Linked DNA regions of Homo sapiens: region 2 is linked to region 1. A link is a loop called in an ENCODE intact Hi-C map of the cell type or tissue named here. Cell type or tissue: PC-9. All regions are shown on one strand.

Region 1 (8,000 bases):
GCATGGACTCTGTCAGCGTGTCATCCTGCGAGTCGAACCACTCAGAGGCTGAGGAGGGCTCCATTACTCCCATGGACACCCCTGATGAGCCTCAAAAAAAGGTATATACTCAACCCTTCTCATAATTCCTAATGCAGGCACCTACATGCTCTTTGCCACACCACAGCAAGGAATGTCTGTTTTTAAGTGGATCACTCTATAGTATTTTGAAAGTCATGTTTTGAACAGGCATCAAAAGAAGAGTTCAATTTGGGGACATACTACTAATAGAAACAGGTGTAAAAGCACTAAGCAGTTTCGTTTATTCATTTGGCCTTTGAAATATTGTTCTATACCCACCTCTTAAGGCACTGGAGTTATTTAGGGGAAGTAGGACTTCTTAGAAAGAGCAAAAAGTCAGAGATGGAGATGTGTCAGGTTCTTGGTGCCATGTTTTGTCTTAGCCAAGCATTTATCACAATAATGTTGCATTGCATGCCACTCCAAAAGTCAGTGACTTAAAACAACCACTATTTATCTCTCTTATGTATCTGCTGGTTGGCTGATCTAGGTTGGGCTTGACACTAGGCCACAGATTTGGTCCAGGTCTGTTCCACTTGCCTCTCATTATTGTTGGAGTAACGGGCTACCCAGGGCATGCCCTTAGCATGCTAAGACGGACAAGCAAGAGGGCAAGCCCACTCGCAAGCATATGTCAAGCCTTTACTTGAGTCGTATCAACCAACATTCTATTGGCTAAAGTAATCATGTGGCCACATTCCACATAAGTAAATGAAGCAGAGAAATAGGCTCCAGTTTTAGTGGGAGGAACTCTGAAATCACAGTGCAAAGGGCACAGCTGCAGGGGAAGATGAGGGATTGGTAACAAGGATACATTCTCCCATGTTGGAAAAAAGGAAACTGATGAGAGGTGATAAAAGAATTTCCGTCGAGTTTCTATTTTCTGTGACTGCATAAATAAAAATTTAAAAACCAAAATATCTTAATCTTAAGATCTTAATTAAGACCAGTCTTCTTTTTTTTTTTTTTTTTTTTTTTTTTTTGAGATGAAGTCTCACTACTCTGTTGCCCAGGCTGGAATGCAGTGGTACGATCTTGGCTCACTACAACCTCTGTCTTCTGGGTTCAGGGGATTCTCCTGCCTCAGCCTCCCGAGTAGCTGGGATTACAGGCATGTGCCACCATGCCCGCATAATTTTTGTATTTTTAGTAGAGATGGAGTTTCACCATGTTGGCCAGGTTGGTCTCACACCCCTGACCTCAGGTGATCCACCCACTTCGGCCTCCCAAAGTGCTGGGATGAGCCACCGCACCCCACCAATATCAGTGTTAATCTTCTGTACACATCTGCTTCAATCTGTTGGTTGAAGGGTTTGGATCAGAAAGTCAACTATGACATAACTAGAATTTGCACCATTTGGGGAAGGTTTCTGGCTAACCAAGCTTACTCAATAGTGACTTCTGGCTCCTTAGCTTATGGTTAGGTCAGTAAGGTAGAATGTTGGCAATGGTTTCATCCCTTGGTTTATATCTGCTGCTCTTCAAGGGGACATGTGTGTTGCTTCACATGGTGTTAAAACAACAGTGGTAATCCTGGAACCCTCAAGTGACTTTGTCATAATGTAGCCAATCCAGGAAAAGCATCATATTCAGGATTCATCAAACTGAGATGACTAATTTGCTGCTCTAGTTGGATTTCTTAGCTTTCTGCTTTGAAATCCAGGGGATACAATCATTCATGCTCTAAATATTGAAAGAAAGCCTTCGTGGACACCTACGGACTGGCCATGCTCTCAAAAGGCATTTTTCCTCAACCCGGGATGTAGTCATTCTTCGTGACTTGACATACAAATTAGCTTTGTCAAAATCTGGAATGCAGTCTCATCATTCACTTTTTCACAGCCTCTGAGGTTTTATAGGCTCCATTTCTGATGGTAGACATTGTAGGAAAGTAATAACTGAGGTATTGCCCACATTATTGTGGGATTTCTCCCTGTCTCTCCAGGAAGGAGATGGAATCACAGTCACACCTTGTGGCATAGTGGAAATGTACATTGGTCCAAATGGTACCTTTTAAAACTATGCAGAAGCCCAGTGTGCTTTCTCCTGCACATCCCTTGCTTCATCTTTTTTGTCTCATCCCTCATCAGACTGGCTTTTTAAATTCTTGCAGAAGTCATGGCTCTTTATTCTTTGGATGAACCTTTCTCAGAGTCATACATTTCTTAAACATCAGTGATTCACTTGGATGCAAGTAGCTCCTGGACTGCACAATCCCTGCATATTAGCTAGAAAGGCTCGTGATTCTCCTGCTTGGCACATAGCTGGACTGAGCTGACCTCCACACTTCCTTCCTGACCTGAGAGCCTGTGACAGCCGCCTTCTCCAAAAGTCCTCCAGACTGTCATTCTTCCTTTTCCACAGGCTGCACTGTGAGGTTGCTCTTAAGGGTGAAGTGTAATTTATTTGCATTCCTTTCTTCATTCCCCGATCATGATTTCTAAATATTGATTTTTGCACTTGCTCCTCACTTCTTAAATTCTCAATAGGAATTTGGGGGCTCATCAGGCAGTCTGTTTAGAGCTGCTATAACCCAGGCATATTCTAGGCTTTATCTTAACTATAAATGTCACTAGAATCATAGAAAAATCTAACAAAGGAAATAGAGTTTGGATAGAGGAACATGAAGGCGAAAAAATTGAATGAATAATTGGAAAATGCACCCCCTTAACTAATATATCTGCAAAGAAACTTATGCTATTAACTTATCTATCATCAGTTAGTCCTCAAATTGAGCCACTAAGTTGATTCATTTGGGAACATAAGGAAGAAAAAAACCCAAAAACCAAAACAAAAACTAAACCATATTATGATAGAGCCACAATCAGACCCCTACCCATGAGAATTGTCACATCAGCTGGCTGGCTGTAAACTAACTGTGCAATAGAACTGAATGTATAATTATGCCACAGGAGGAAATCTACAGGAAATAAGATAATAGACTCCATTTTAATCAGAAGCCTGATAACCAGAAAGCTCAACTTCTATACTGTTTCCATGGAAAGGCAGATAAATATGAAAGAAATGTTATTTATTTTATAAATGACTTCCAGAATATTTTATAGGATTAACATGGTATAATTTAGCTTAAGTCATTCCGGGAAATTCTTTATAATTTTCTACAATAATAATGGGTATTTTAAATGGTTCAATTTAATGATTTTTAAAAGTACCTCTTCCAATAACTTCTTTCTTTGGTTATTGGTATTGCATGGATGAGAAATGTGTAGTTAATCAGAAAAGCATATTAACTGTAGTACTCCATTTCTTAATTGTCCTTGATACACATCATGAAAATGTATACAGTTGGCTCTACTAGCAAATGTGGAAAGTGGTGAAGCTGCTTAAAGGCTGTATTTCCCTTGAGCAAGTCACTTTTATATTCTGAATCTTATTCTCCTCGTCTTTATAATGCTCTGCATTTTGTTCACAAGACAGTTGTGGAATTAAAATGGGATAAGATAATATGAAAGTTCATGATAAGCCTCACAGTACTAAACATACCGAGGTAGCAGCATACTATGTTGATTCATCTTATTGTCATCAGCCACAGGCTGAGCCTTGGCCATGTGCTTGCTCTGGGAACTCGACAGTGGGAATCAGGGAGCTTGGGTTCCTGTTCTAGGGGTGCTGTCAACTAGCTGTGTGGACCTGGAGCCCCAGTTTTCTCCCTGGGTCTCAGGTTCCTCAGCAGAACAGGTATGGGACTAGTTGATGTCCAAGGCCTTTCTAGCACTAATATTCAATGCAGAGCCGTATAATCTGGGGTACTTCTCTTAGAAACTTCTAAAAATACAGAACTTTCTCTCTCACTACGAAATCTGACTGCAGTAGGACTGAATCAACTGCGTTGGCAAGGCTTTCCTCCAGCCCCGTAAGCTTCTGACTTCTTTGGGAACCCATATTGCCTCCAGTTTCTGGTGTCTGCTGCCACCTGCTGGTTAACTTCTATAAGAACAGCTAAAACCTAGGGAAATAGAACTGCTTTGCCTCACGTGCTTATAGAGTGATTAGGTCACACTGAGTCACCGATAGGCATCTACCACTGATGGGGACTCAGAGTACTTACACCAGGGATGAGACACATGTGTGCTGTGGGCTGTTGTGGAGGAAATAACTGCAGTCTATCAGTCTTGATATCTACCTCTGCTTTGAAAATTGCAAAGCTGTTGGCCAGCGTTCTAATCTGTTTTCTTCTGGGGTGTGTTTACTCTTCCAGCTCTCTGAGTCCTCCTCATCCTGTTCTTCTATCCATTCCATGGACACAAATTCCTCAGGGATGTCTTCCTTAATCAACCCCCTCTCCTCCCCTCCGTCCTGCAACAACAACCCCAAAATCCACAAGCGCTCTGTCTCGGTGACGTCCATTACCTCGACTGTGCTGCCTCCTGTTTACAACCAACAGAATGAAGACACCTGCATAATCCGCATCAGTGTGGAAGACAATAACGGCAACATGTACAAGAGCATCATGGTGAGGAGCAAGCCCTGACCCAGGAGCGGGTTTCCATTTAGATTGTGTGTCTGTGTCTGTCGGCCGCTCAGACTAATAGCCCTAAATATGCACACTCAATATTAGCATATACATATATGCATTCACACAGAAGGGATGTGTGTCAGTTCCAGGTCTCCCTGGGCATAGATGCTGAATGATATATGTATATAAAATATATATACATATATATGCACACACATGGTGTATATAGGATATAATTTTCACATCTTAAAGAAATGCTAAAACTTATTCGTTTAGGTCAGTATTAGCCATTTGAAAATTCTCAATTTGGGTGACAGTGTAAATGTGCTCCAGGGAGGATGACACAACCTCACACATTTTTGGAAGCCTTCCTATGGAATTATATGTCTGGTTTTATCATTGAATTTCCACACATTCTTAGCAGTGTACTCCCCTGATGGCAGATTTTTGTCATTTAGTCATTTGGATCAAACCTAGTTAATAAAGTGGATGATCAAGCTAGAAATACAGTTTGGGTTAATGAGGAACGATGCCTATAAAATGAGACTGACCTTTTTGAGCTTCTTGTAAAATCTGTGTGTTTCTGAGGACAATTGCAAAGATATTTTTAATAATGGCAGTCTTTTGGGAATACACACAGAGCCTCTCATGGCGATAACCTTGGGTATGTGAGGTCTGGTAGGTTTATCACAAGAATATAAACTCCTTAGTTTATGGGAGATAATCATGTATTGGAAATCACTTTATCCTTTGCAGCAAAATCCCACAGCTAATTCCACATCTCTCCTCATCTTTATCACTCGCCTCTTTGAAGGCACACTCAGTGCTTACAAGCTCAGGTCTGAATATGGCATAAGTGGTATGGAGGCTCCACATAAAAGCTTTGCTAAAGCATTTATTGAGTCAACAAAATATCAAACATTTATTGCGTTCTAGTCATTAGATCAGGCTTTGGGGATAGGGAGATGAGTGAGACATTTCTGCCTTTGAGGAACTTTTAATTAGAAAGGGAGCCCACAAAGCATTATTCACAATGTGCAAAATAATAGAGCCAAGATCAGGTGGTAAAGGGCCTTGTGGCCCACACAGAGGAGTGTGTTAATCCCGCAGGCAATAGGGTCTTGTTGAAGGCTTTTAAGTAGTGATGGGATTTGCTCATTAAGAAAGTCATGGCACTGTGTTTGCTGGAGTGTCGGGGTAGACTGGAGGCGGGGAAGCAAGTTAGGAAGCTGCTATCATGTTCCATGTAGGAGAGGATAAGGGCTTGAATGACGGTCATGTGGCTGGAGATGGTGAGGATTTTTGAAAGCTTTTGATGAGGTAGAATTGTAGAATCCATTCATTTAGTTACCAACTTTTTGGTTACTGTTGTGGAGGACTAGAGGCTGTCTGGGTAGTTGGTGGGTCTGTGAGATATGAACTACCAGAGGAGGATATTCAGGGACATTTAAATCAGAGGTACCAGTATGACATCAGATGGCATTGTCTGATAGATGGTCAGAAACATGGGCTGGTGCAAGGCTGGTGCTGAGATCAAATACTGGGAGTTGTCAAACCCCACAGGGGGGACGTGGTCTCGCGAGACTGAGTGTAGGATGAGGCAGAATGCAAGTGGTAATGAGGGAGGGGCTAATAAAGGAGCACCCGAGAGGTAGAGGAAACACAGGGAAGCCAAGGTCCTCCATGTGGTTACTGCCTGCTCAGCATGGTCTGTTCACCTGGCACCTCTTACCTGCACCAATCAGAGAGAATGTCCACTGCATAACTCTACAGTGTCTCTGAATTATAGCATGGATTTGTACACCAAACAGTTATGTTTTGGGACATGCCTGGTCAGCGTGCACTCTGCTCAGTCTGGGGGGAACTGTGAGTGGTTGGACTGCACAAACCTCTACTGCCCAGGAGGAGTCACAGGTTGTGCATGCTGTCTGAGTGTTGGGAGGGTAGTGAGCAGAAGATCCCCTGCCCCCTGCTCTGAGATTCCTCCTTCCCCAGCAAATGGGCTGCCTCTGTGAGAATCACCTCTCCTGCCAACCCCTTCCTGTGGCCCTTTATATTGCACCAGGTGGTGGCACTCACCTTTCATGAAAATCCTGCCAGCGCATGTCACAGGCTTATTCTGGAGAGACGACACACTGCTCTCGTGCTCTCATTCTAATCGTTAGGCCTCTCAGGAGAAACCTTGCTCACAGGACGTACCTTTCTGAAATGTATTATGCTGTGTGCTGTTGACCAGAAGATGGAAATAAATCAGTCCAGGTTCAGGCGAGACTAGCAGTTCTCAAACTTTTTGTTCTCAGGACCCCTTTATACTCTGAAACAGCATTGAATATTCCAAAGAGCTCCAGACTATGTGGGTTGTATCTGTTGATATTTACCACATTAGATATTTAAACTGAGAAACTTTCAAAATGTTGATTAATTCATTTAAAATAACAATAATGAACACATTGCATGTTAATGTAAATTTTATTTTTTAATGAAAAATATCTATTTTTTTCCAAAAATTATTGAGTGAGAAGTGTGGCATTGTTTTCCATTTCTGAAAGTCTGTTAAAATGTGAGTGAGACTGGCTTTGTTTTGTTTTGTTTTTGTTTTTACTGTGAGTACAGGGTACTGAAGAATACAGTGACAGCTAGTAGATTTGTAGTTAGAAACCACTGGACCGATTTGTGCTGTTGTGCCAGCAATTCCATCCACCATAGCTTCTGCAATACCTATGCAAATGTCAACACAAAGAAAAGACAAACAGCATCTTAGTATTATCATGAAAATAATTTTGATCTCATGGATCCCCTCACAGATTTCAGGGACCCCACGGGCCATAGATTGCACACTGAGAACTGGTGGCCTAGAGAACTTGCTTTGCAAGAGCAACTAATGTCCCTGGAATCCAAGGCCCTTCCATAGAAGAAGAGACAGCAATTAGCCCTTGTAAAATTACCTCCTCAGTGACCATGGAAAAATGTCTTCTACCACTGAACCCATCACTCTTTCGAAATGATCTTTCTCTCCATTGTGTCAATCACAGAGTCAGTCTCCCAAGATCCCTTACACAGGGAATGCAGTATTTCTGTCACAGGAAAGTCAATGAGGGCGACACCAAAGCATCGTTCAGTACCGCGCATTCAGTACAGCAGCCACTGGCCACGGGTGGCGATGGAGCATTTGAAATGGGAATACTCCAAATTGAGATGAGCTGAGGGTAAAATATATACCAGATTTTGAACACTTAGTACAAAAAAGTAAAATACTGCATTAACAATTTTTGTATTGATTATATATGCTGATGTAATATTTGGGGTGTTCAAGTTAAATATCACCTTTCAAAAACTTTTTTTTTTTTTGAGGCAGAGTCTTGCACTGTTGCCTGGGCTGGATTGCAATGGCACGATCTCAGCTCACTGCAACCTCTGCCTCCCTGGTTCAAGCGGTTCTCCTGCCTCAGCCTCCTGAGTAGCT
Region 2 (8,000 bases), 750 kb after region 1:
TGTCTGCTTGTGCCAGAGCTCAGATTTCTGTAGACTGGGTTATGTTTTCTTCTGACTGGAGATTTCATGTTTGTTTTATGGTGAGGAGGGAGGGAAAGAGAAAAATAGGAGAAATGTTTTCCTTTTCTGAATGATTTAGAATGCACCCTATATCAAACGCATGAGGATTTTTAAAGCATAATTTGCAAGATGTAGAGAGCTGGAAAGAAGTGCTACAGGACCAAATCCCATGTATGACACAGTAAGAAAGAAATGGACTGGCCTAGGGCAGCTCTGCCTAAACCATTTTGTAAGATTAAGCCACCCAGAATCTGCTGAAGAGAAACCAGCTTGAGGTGGCTGTCCCACCCACTCCCCACCTGTGTGTGTAAAATGGCATTCCCCAAGAAAGAGGCAGTCATTCCCCCTTTGAAAAAATGCTGAGAAAGGGTAGATCCTAACACAAGAAATGGAGCCTGGGAAGCCAGGCCCTGAGTTGGGCTGAGGCAGAGAGCATTTTCTTCTCTCCTGACCTTGGGCAGTTGGGTCTGGACAGGAAGTCATGATGCAGGGGTGGGCAGGCCCAGCCAGTGGAGCCTGGCCCCAAAACCCTCTGCAGAGGCCAAGGATAGGCCCACCTGGACCTGTGAGCCCTGACAGTGGCCACCTCTAACATTAATTATGACCTATTCTCTACTGTGTCCTACTTCCTTTTTGATGTCCCCAGCCCTTCAGAAAATTCCTCTAAAGAGCACCAATACTGAGGGTAGTGAAGGAGGCTGCTCCCTCACTGTGGAGGAAGAAGAAAGCTGTGTCTTCTCTGCCACGCCACCTCCCCAAAAGCAGATCACTGTGGGAGTGTAGTTAGTCCCCCGCCTCTATCTCTCCAGGGTCTGCCTCAGTTGCAGGCAGTCTCCTTGCCCCTGACATTCCCTTCCTGGGCAGCTCTCATATGGAGACTGAGCAAAGCAGCTTATTAAAATCCTGGCCCAGGTGGCACAGAACATTTGAAGGGCAATGGTCTCTCCGGAGATTCTTCACCTGGTTGCCGGAAGCTTTATTGGGTCTGCATTGAAGCTGTCTTCCCAGGCCCTATTCTCTTTCTTTTCTTCCTTTCCAAGGTGTTGATCTCTAAAACACCATGAAGTCCTCTTGAAGAACGCTGTCCTTGCTTCTGCCTTTGGAAAACCCAAACTGCAAGGGCAAAGGGCACAGAAGCAGTGGTGTGCTGACAGAACAGAGAAGTGGCAGAAGAAGACTATAGCCTGCACCTGAGCTCCTGGAGGTGGGGGTGGGGAATCTCAGAAGTAATTGACAGGGTCAGATGAAGAAGACAGACCAGTGATCTGTGAACCCTTGTAGCGCACGGACCCTCTGACTCTGATCCTTGCCACCTGCCTTCTATGGCAAAAGAGACTGCTGTGTTTGTTCATCGATCAAACTCCTTCCCACAAGTTTCTCTTGGCCAAGAATGTCTCTTCAGCCCTGAGTTTCCCATTTACTAATAGGTCTTTGTCACTCCAAGTGACAAGGCTTCCCATCTCCTGCAGTCTTATCCTCTAATCCAGTTATTTCTGTTTTTGGAGCATAAACAATAACTCCCCAGGTTTACCCTTTTAGCTTCCCCAACGCTTATGCTTCCCTATTCTTTCCTCCAGTTAGAGCAAGAGCAATCAGACCAAGATTTCAGCTCATGTTTATCACACACCATCTCAACAAAATCTACTAATGCTTTACAAGCCCTCACAAGCATTTCCTGCAGGCTCCACCACTTTGAGAAAAAGCAAAGCTTTTGAATTATCCCTGCTAGTGGTGTGCTGGTAAAATCAGCTCTCTGAAAAGTACATACATACATAGAGAACAATATAGCATTTGCTGATTTCCAATTTTGGTGGTGTAAATGCTCATACCATAACAGATTTCAAGCTACCAGTGAAATTTCACAGGCTTTTACAACCAGCTTGTAAAGTTCCTGAGTATTTAACATTGGCTTTTGATATCCTGTAGGAGCTGGCTTCAGCAGCCACTGGCAGGGCTATCCTCCAATTCTCCAGGTCACCCCCAACCAGCACCCATCTTATTCTCTTAGCAATGTCCTTGACTAACATAATTTTGTCATGACAGCATTCACCATGGCCCACACTGTCTTAGAGACACATTGCCTATCTGATCTCATTTAATCCTCACAAAATCAACCATCTTTATCTCCATTTCACATATCATGGTTACTACTGGAGGCTTATCACCTTTCATCAGACCTGCACTACACATAAAACATAACACACTGCATTGTTGGGCAAAGCAGTGCAGCCCTCTTACAAGTATTTTTTTAACACAATAAAGTTCTTTCAAGTGTAAATTTATTTTTCCATGACAAAAATAATGAACCACTTTGCAAAGAAAATTGGAAGGCAACCATTAATTCTTAAATGTGTTAAGATTATTTGATGTCATGGTAAAATGTTTATGAAATATTACATTTTAAAAGTGTAGTATAGTAACCTACAATGTGATACCAATTCTGTAAAACAGTAAATGTATTAATGAAACACTCTAAGTAAAGGAAAAGTGAGTAGTTATCGCTCTTTTTTAGTATGTTTTAATTGATATATCATGGTTATATATATTTTTGGGGTACATGTGATATTTTGATACATGTATACAACATGTAATGATCAAGTCAGGGTAATTGGGATGTCTGTCACCTCAAACATTTATCTTTTTTTGTGTCATGAACATTATAATTCTTTCCTTGTAGTTGTTTTAAAATATACAATAAATTATTATTCATTATAATTTTTTAATTAAATATTTTTAAAATTTTTATTATTTTTATTTTTTTTAGAGACAGGATCTTGCTGGTCACCCAGACTGGAGTGCAATGGTGCAATCATAGTTCACTGCAGCCTCGAACTCTTGGGCTCAAGCAGTCCTCCTACCTCAGCCTCCAGAGTTGTTATCTATAATTTTGAACAGTAGTTATCTGTAACAGTGAGAAGCAAAGGTTTTCCTCATTTCCTCTTTTACAGTTTCTGTATTTTCCATAATTGATACATCATCACATATTACAATTATGATGAGAAAACATGATACATATTTTTATTTGGAAAATACATAAATAAAAACAAAATCTATGACCTCACCGTTCAGACTCAACATCTCTTCCATTTTGATGTCATGCGATGTTTCTGACGGAGGTTTAATTGAAATGAAACAGCATCAATAAGCATGGGCTCCACAGTCTTCCCACATCGCTCTGAGTGCCCGGGGAGGGACTGGGGACTCCCCCCACACATTAACCCACGAGGACCTCTCACATGGACCTTTTTACATTCTCTCTAATCTTTCCCAAAGCCTTGCAAGGTGGGAGTAATATTATTATTCCCATTTCAGAGATGACAAAACTAAGAAACTCGTCCTCTGTGAGTTTCTGTGCTATTAGGCTGTGTCTCATGTCCCCGTACAAAGTATCTTTGTATGGGAGGCCTAATGGTTAAGAGCATGGACTTCTGTCCGACAGAATTCATTAAGTTCCAGGCCAGACACACTGCCGCTCTCTGGGAATGTGTCCATGGGCTAGGGGTGGCACTGAGCTTCCATTCCATTTCTTATAAAATAATGACGACAAGATCGTTTTCCTTAAAGGGTGGCTGTGAGCCTTCAATTACACAGTGATGAAAAGACCTTAGCACAGTGCTGGGCAACGGCTAGCTACTTCAGAGGCACAGCTGAGACTTGCACAGAGGTACCTGGCTGCAAAGTCCGGCTCCTCTACACTCTGCAGAGCTGTTTTCCCCCTTCAGAGCTCCTCTCCTCCGGGAGGGCTTGCCTCGCCCCGGTCCAGGATCTCTGCCTTCGGTTGAAGCGCAGCGCCCCCAGCCGTCCGCAGGAGGGATCGACGCCTCTGTCTCCCCGAAGTGAGGGCGCTCGCTGCGGAGCTGGGGGTGGTCTCCTCTTCCCCCCATCGCGGCCCAGCAACCTGGGGGTCCGCGTGACTTCTCCCTGGCCGGGGGATGGAGGATGCGCTCTCCTCTGTCCCTTCAAGGCCTCTTCCTCGTCCCAGGTCGAGTCTCCTCCTTGCTGACCAGGCATCGCGAGCAGATGAATCCTCTGGGCGGTTGTCCCTGTCAGGCTGTCAGGACCTGATTTTCCCTGGTAAGCCTTCGTCAGGCAGGTGGCCTCGCCCAGGCCTCGGAAAATGTCAGGGCGCAAGCTGGGCACACGGCCCTCCCGCTGGCGAGCAGGCAGCGCGCGCGTTCTTTAGGATTTGGAACAGCCCTGCCAATTAGCTTGTACTCTGCCCACATGCGCAGGACTAAAAAGGAAGCAGGCCAGGCCCGAGCAAAATTAGACAATGGGCTCCCAGAACACCAAGGGCGAAGGCGGCCCGAGCACCTGCTGTTCTCGCCCCTCAGGGCTGAAATTGGGCATGGAGTTGGCGAGGGAGGCCTGGCAGGGAGGGAGGGGGTCTAGCTGTGCGTTTGCTACAGGGCCTTCTTCCTCCACGTTCCAGATGGGACTCAACGCGGGCTGCCCAGAGGAGGGGATGGGGAAGGGCCAAGCCCTGCGACTGGATTCTTTCCGGGCCACAGAGGGCGGGTGCTTACAGCTGGGGTCAGGCACACTTCCGTTCTGCCTGGAGGACAGGACAGGGTGGTGGCTTCTCCAGATCCAGTGCTGGCCGCTCAGAGCCCATGTGTGGAAGACAGTCTGGTGCAGGGGTTGAGGATGAAGACTTTTGGAGAGAGGCGCATGCGGGTTCTTGTCCCACGTTCCTTATTGACCCACTCTGCAACCTCGGTTACTTGAGAAAAGTTAAGATTCCTTTCTCCAAAAAGCAGAGACAATACAAATTTCTAACTTGTAAGGTACCCTGTGAGAATAAGAGGAAATGAAATGTGGAATCCATATAGTATCTGCTTATAGAGTTACTGAGTTCTATTTTGGGATGAAGAAAAATGTAAACCTTACAACGGGAATATTTTTATCTTTGAGGTTCACTAAAGCACCAGAAGGTATGAAGGCGGAGAGAGGAAACAGGGCAATGGAATGAACACTTCTCAAGAATCTCTCAGGTGCCACGGACTGAGCCAGGTGCCTTCCATGTGTTATCTCATTTTACAGGGCAGGTAACATTTCTGAAAGGTCAGGCAGCTAAAAAGCAGACAGCTTTCTGGCACATTAGAGAAACAAAAGAAATGTTGGAGACTGGAATGCCTGCTGTGTCAAGGCACCTAATTAGAAAACAACGTCAGAGTGAATTTGTCGTGCGAGTCTCCAGCTCTGCCAGAAGAACTAAAAGAAATGTGTCACCAGAGGAATCACAAAGTAAAGTCTATTATTGTTCTGGGGATTCTGGGGATTCGATGCACAAATCAGAGGTCTGACAGGGGATGGGGCATGTGTTACGTCTTAGTAATGTGCTAAATGGTAGTGCTTCCAGATTCCCCACAGAATCCTACTGCAGTCAGAGATCTTGATGTCGGTTGAACTTATCTATTTATAACGAGGAAACATTAAGGTAACTCAAACCAACAAAATAAAACAGGTTGACAGTGACTAAGCAACAACAGAGTGCTAGATTTATGTAGAGATTCTTTCTTTCAAGTTGCTGAGACATTTCACAAAGGAGAACCGTAGATTATCATCAACTTCCATTTGGGGACTTAGAAATCCACCAAAGACAAAGACAATGTTGGTATCATTCCTTCCAGCTCTTGGCTGAAACTGTTCTTTCCTATGTCACCAGTGAACTTCTACTGGCCAACGCCCAAAGAATACTTTCTCAGTTTTAGTTTAGAGACCTCTCTATTCCACTTGCATGGTTAGACACTAACTGCTGGAAACTTCCAATCTGAAACACTCCCTGGGAAATGTCTTATTTGCAAATTTTACAGCTAAAATCCCTCCTCCATAGACAATCTATTAATAAACAGTACCTGCAAATGGGGGACTCTCTGGGGGAAATTTTTTCACTGCAATTGGTGTCAGCATTATATTATAATTAATCCATCTTTATCTAAGATAAAGTTGTAGGTTCAGATAAATAATGTCCCTCTCCCTTTAACACTTGTTATACTTGTGCTAGGCCTATTTGTGGCCACACCTGGGATTGAGTGGTTGAGATGAGATGCAAAAGAGATTATCTAAACTTCTGGGTGATTTTTTGCTGAATGAATGTCTTTTAAAGCACCATTTCTGATCCCATTTGGCTTCTCTCTAGCCTCTATCGATTAATTGTTGATTTAAATTGGAAGAGAGGCTATATGGAGTCTAGAACTTTACTTAGTTCATTGTTATTTCCCCAGGACCTCGAAAAGTGCCTGGGATATAACTCACAAATATGTGTCGAATGAATGAGTAGTTCTATCTGTTTCATGTCTGGGTCAATGTAGGCTGTATCCACATGTTCCTGGTAGGGGAAGTAATAGTAACAAAGATTTTGGCTAAGCTTCAGAGGCCATGAATTAATAGATTTTGGAAGAGGTCACTTTAGGATTTATCAGCTTCAAATCTTATATAAACTTCTTACTGGATCCAAAAGACTCCACTATTTATGGGAGACTCATGGTTTGGCCATTACAATGGTGAATGAGGTAAGGTTTTGGGACATACGTAACCAGGCCTGAATTGGTTGAATATGAACTTGAAAGTTCAAATTCAGACTAACATCTTTCTTTTGTCAGCTCTTCAATCTCAGCACTTGTCAACTTAAATAACAAACAGAAGAGGGGCTCTCTAAAATAAAAATGATATGTACTCAGGAGTAAGGCATTGCAATGGAAATATGTGTGCCATAGTAAACTATGTGCATACTAAGAGAGGTAAAGAAAGACAAAAATTTTTAAAGGAAAAATGAGATGGATTACATAATTGTTTGGAGATAATTATCCTTGCTACAAAGATCAATAGAAAGGGTGATGCCAGTACAAGGTTGGACAAGCAATTACTGGGCAGATGTCTTTACAGAAGTATTTGTGTGTGTGTGTGTGTGTGTGTGTGTGTGTGTGTGTATAAGATTGTGTGGCCTTCATGCAAGGTTGTGGTTTTTACAGTCTTTTGTGATATTTTTTGTTATCAGGTACACAAGCAAGCGAACCCACTCTTCATAGCCTTCCCCAACCCTATTTGTCAAGTGTTTTTTTTTCTTTAATACTAGTGAAATAAGATAGAAAGGAACAAGTCTCATACCTGATGTATGGGCCAAACAAGAAATCCATCATGCTGCCTAATGTCATGACCAGAGATGTTCAGACTGCAAACCAGGAGAGTTGATGTTTTCATGCTTTTCTTAAGACATCGAAAGACTCCACATCATGAGACTCTTACCCCTTTTAATGCCTACTTTTTCACTTGGCAAGATAATAATGTAATTGAAATTTCATAATCAGTAGCTCCTGCTGGAAACTTGACTAAGAGATCCTTTAATATCCATTGGTTAAATAGGAAAACAGGCCACATGGTAATAACAGCTCTCACTTAATTCTCTCTCATCATTTGATGTCTTCAATTGTTTATCTTTAAGCCTCAGTGTATGGCTCAATACCATTATTTAAACTGGGATTTTCATACTACTATTATTTTTACTTTGTTGCTGCCGTTGGTTGTTGTTGTCTGAGACAGGGTCTCACACGGTCACCCAGGCTGGAGTGCAGTGGCACCATGGGTCATGGCTCACTGAAGCCTTGATATTTTTACTTTGTATTTTCCCTTTTTAAACTTTGTATCTGCAAGCCCTGTGGTCCCAGCTACTCCAGGGGCTGAGGTGGGAGGACTGCTTGAGCCTGGGAGGCAGAAGTTGCAGTGACCCCGGATCACACTACTACTGTACTCCAACCTGGGTGACAGAGACCCCATCTCAAAACCAAACAAAAACTTTGTATCTATTACTTATTAAAATTTTTGCAGAAACACAACCCTAATAGGATAATACTAGCCCAGCACTTTGAGATGATAACAAAAGACTATGGAACAGACAAAATTGAACTTAATAATAGACTCTAGGTAGAATTAGCATGAGA

Evidence for each region. A loop is a pair of places that touch in the nucleus more often than their neighbours do. Peaks named below come from ENCODE experiments on the same cell type or tissue, not always from the same donor. Only the 100,000 strongest peaks of a DNase experiment are listed, where the experiment ranks them.
Region 2: a loop joins it to region 1, with 4 times the contacts of the local background. A loop is called at or near these places in 5 of 110 quality-filtered maps.

What each region holds. Positions count from the first base shown.
Region 1 is chr1:183,912,168-183,920,167 of GRCh38, forward strand. RGL1 (ral guanine nucleotide dissociation stimulator like 1) reads left to right here. Exons shown (of 18, transcript NM_001297671.3): 15 at 1-101; 16 at 4,280-4,534. Among named protein-coding and RNA genes, the nearest start is that of RGL1, 110 kb to the left of the region's middle. RefSeq lists enhancers at 11-180, 3,878-4,067 and a silencer at 6,619-6,808. In PC-9, a CTCF peak has its summit at 3,985 (motif pointing left); a DNase peak (open chromatin) is centred at 4,034; H3K27ac peaks cover 351 bases.
Region 2 is chr1:184,660,295-184,668,294 of GRCh38, forward strand. It overlaps LOC105371648 (a long non-coding RNA gene), which reads left to right and starts at 4,048. Exons shown (of 3, transcript XR_007066768.1): 1 at 4,048-4,134; 2 at 4,975-5,307. In PC-9, CTCF peaks have their summits at 3,876 (motif pointing left) and 4,085; no DNase peak of the experiment used is centred here.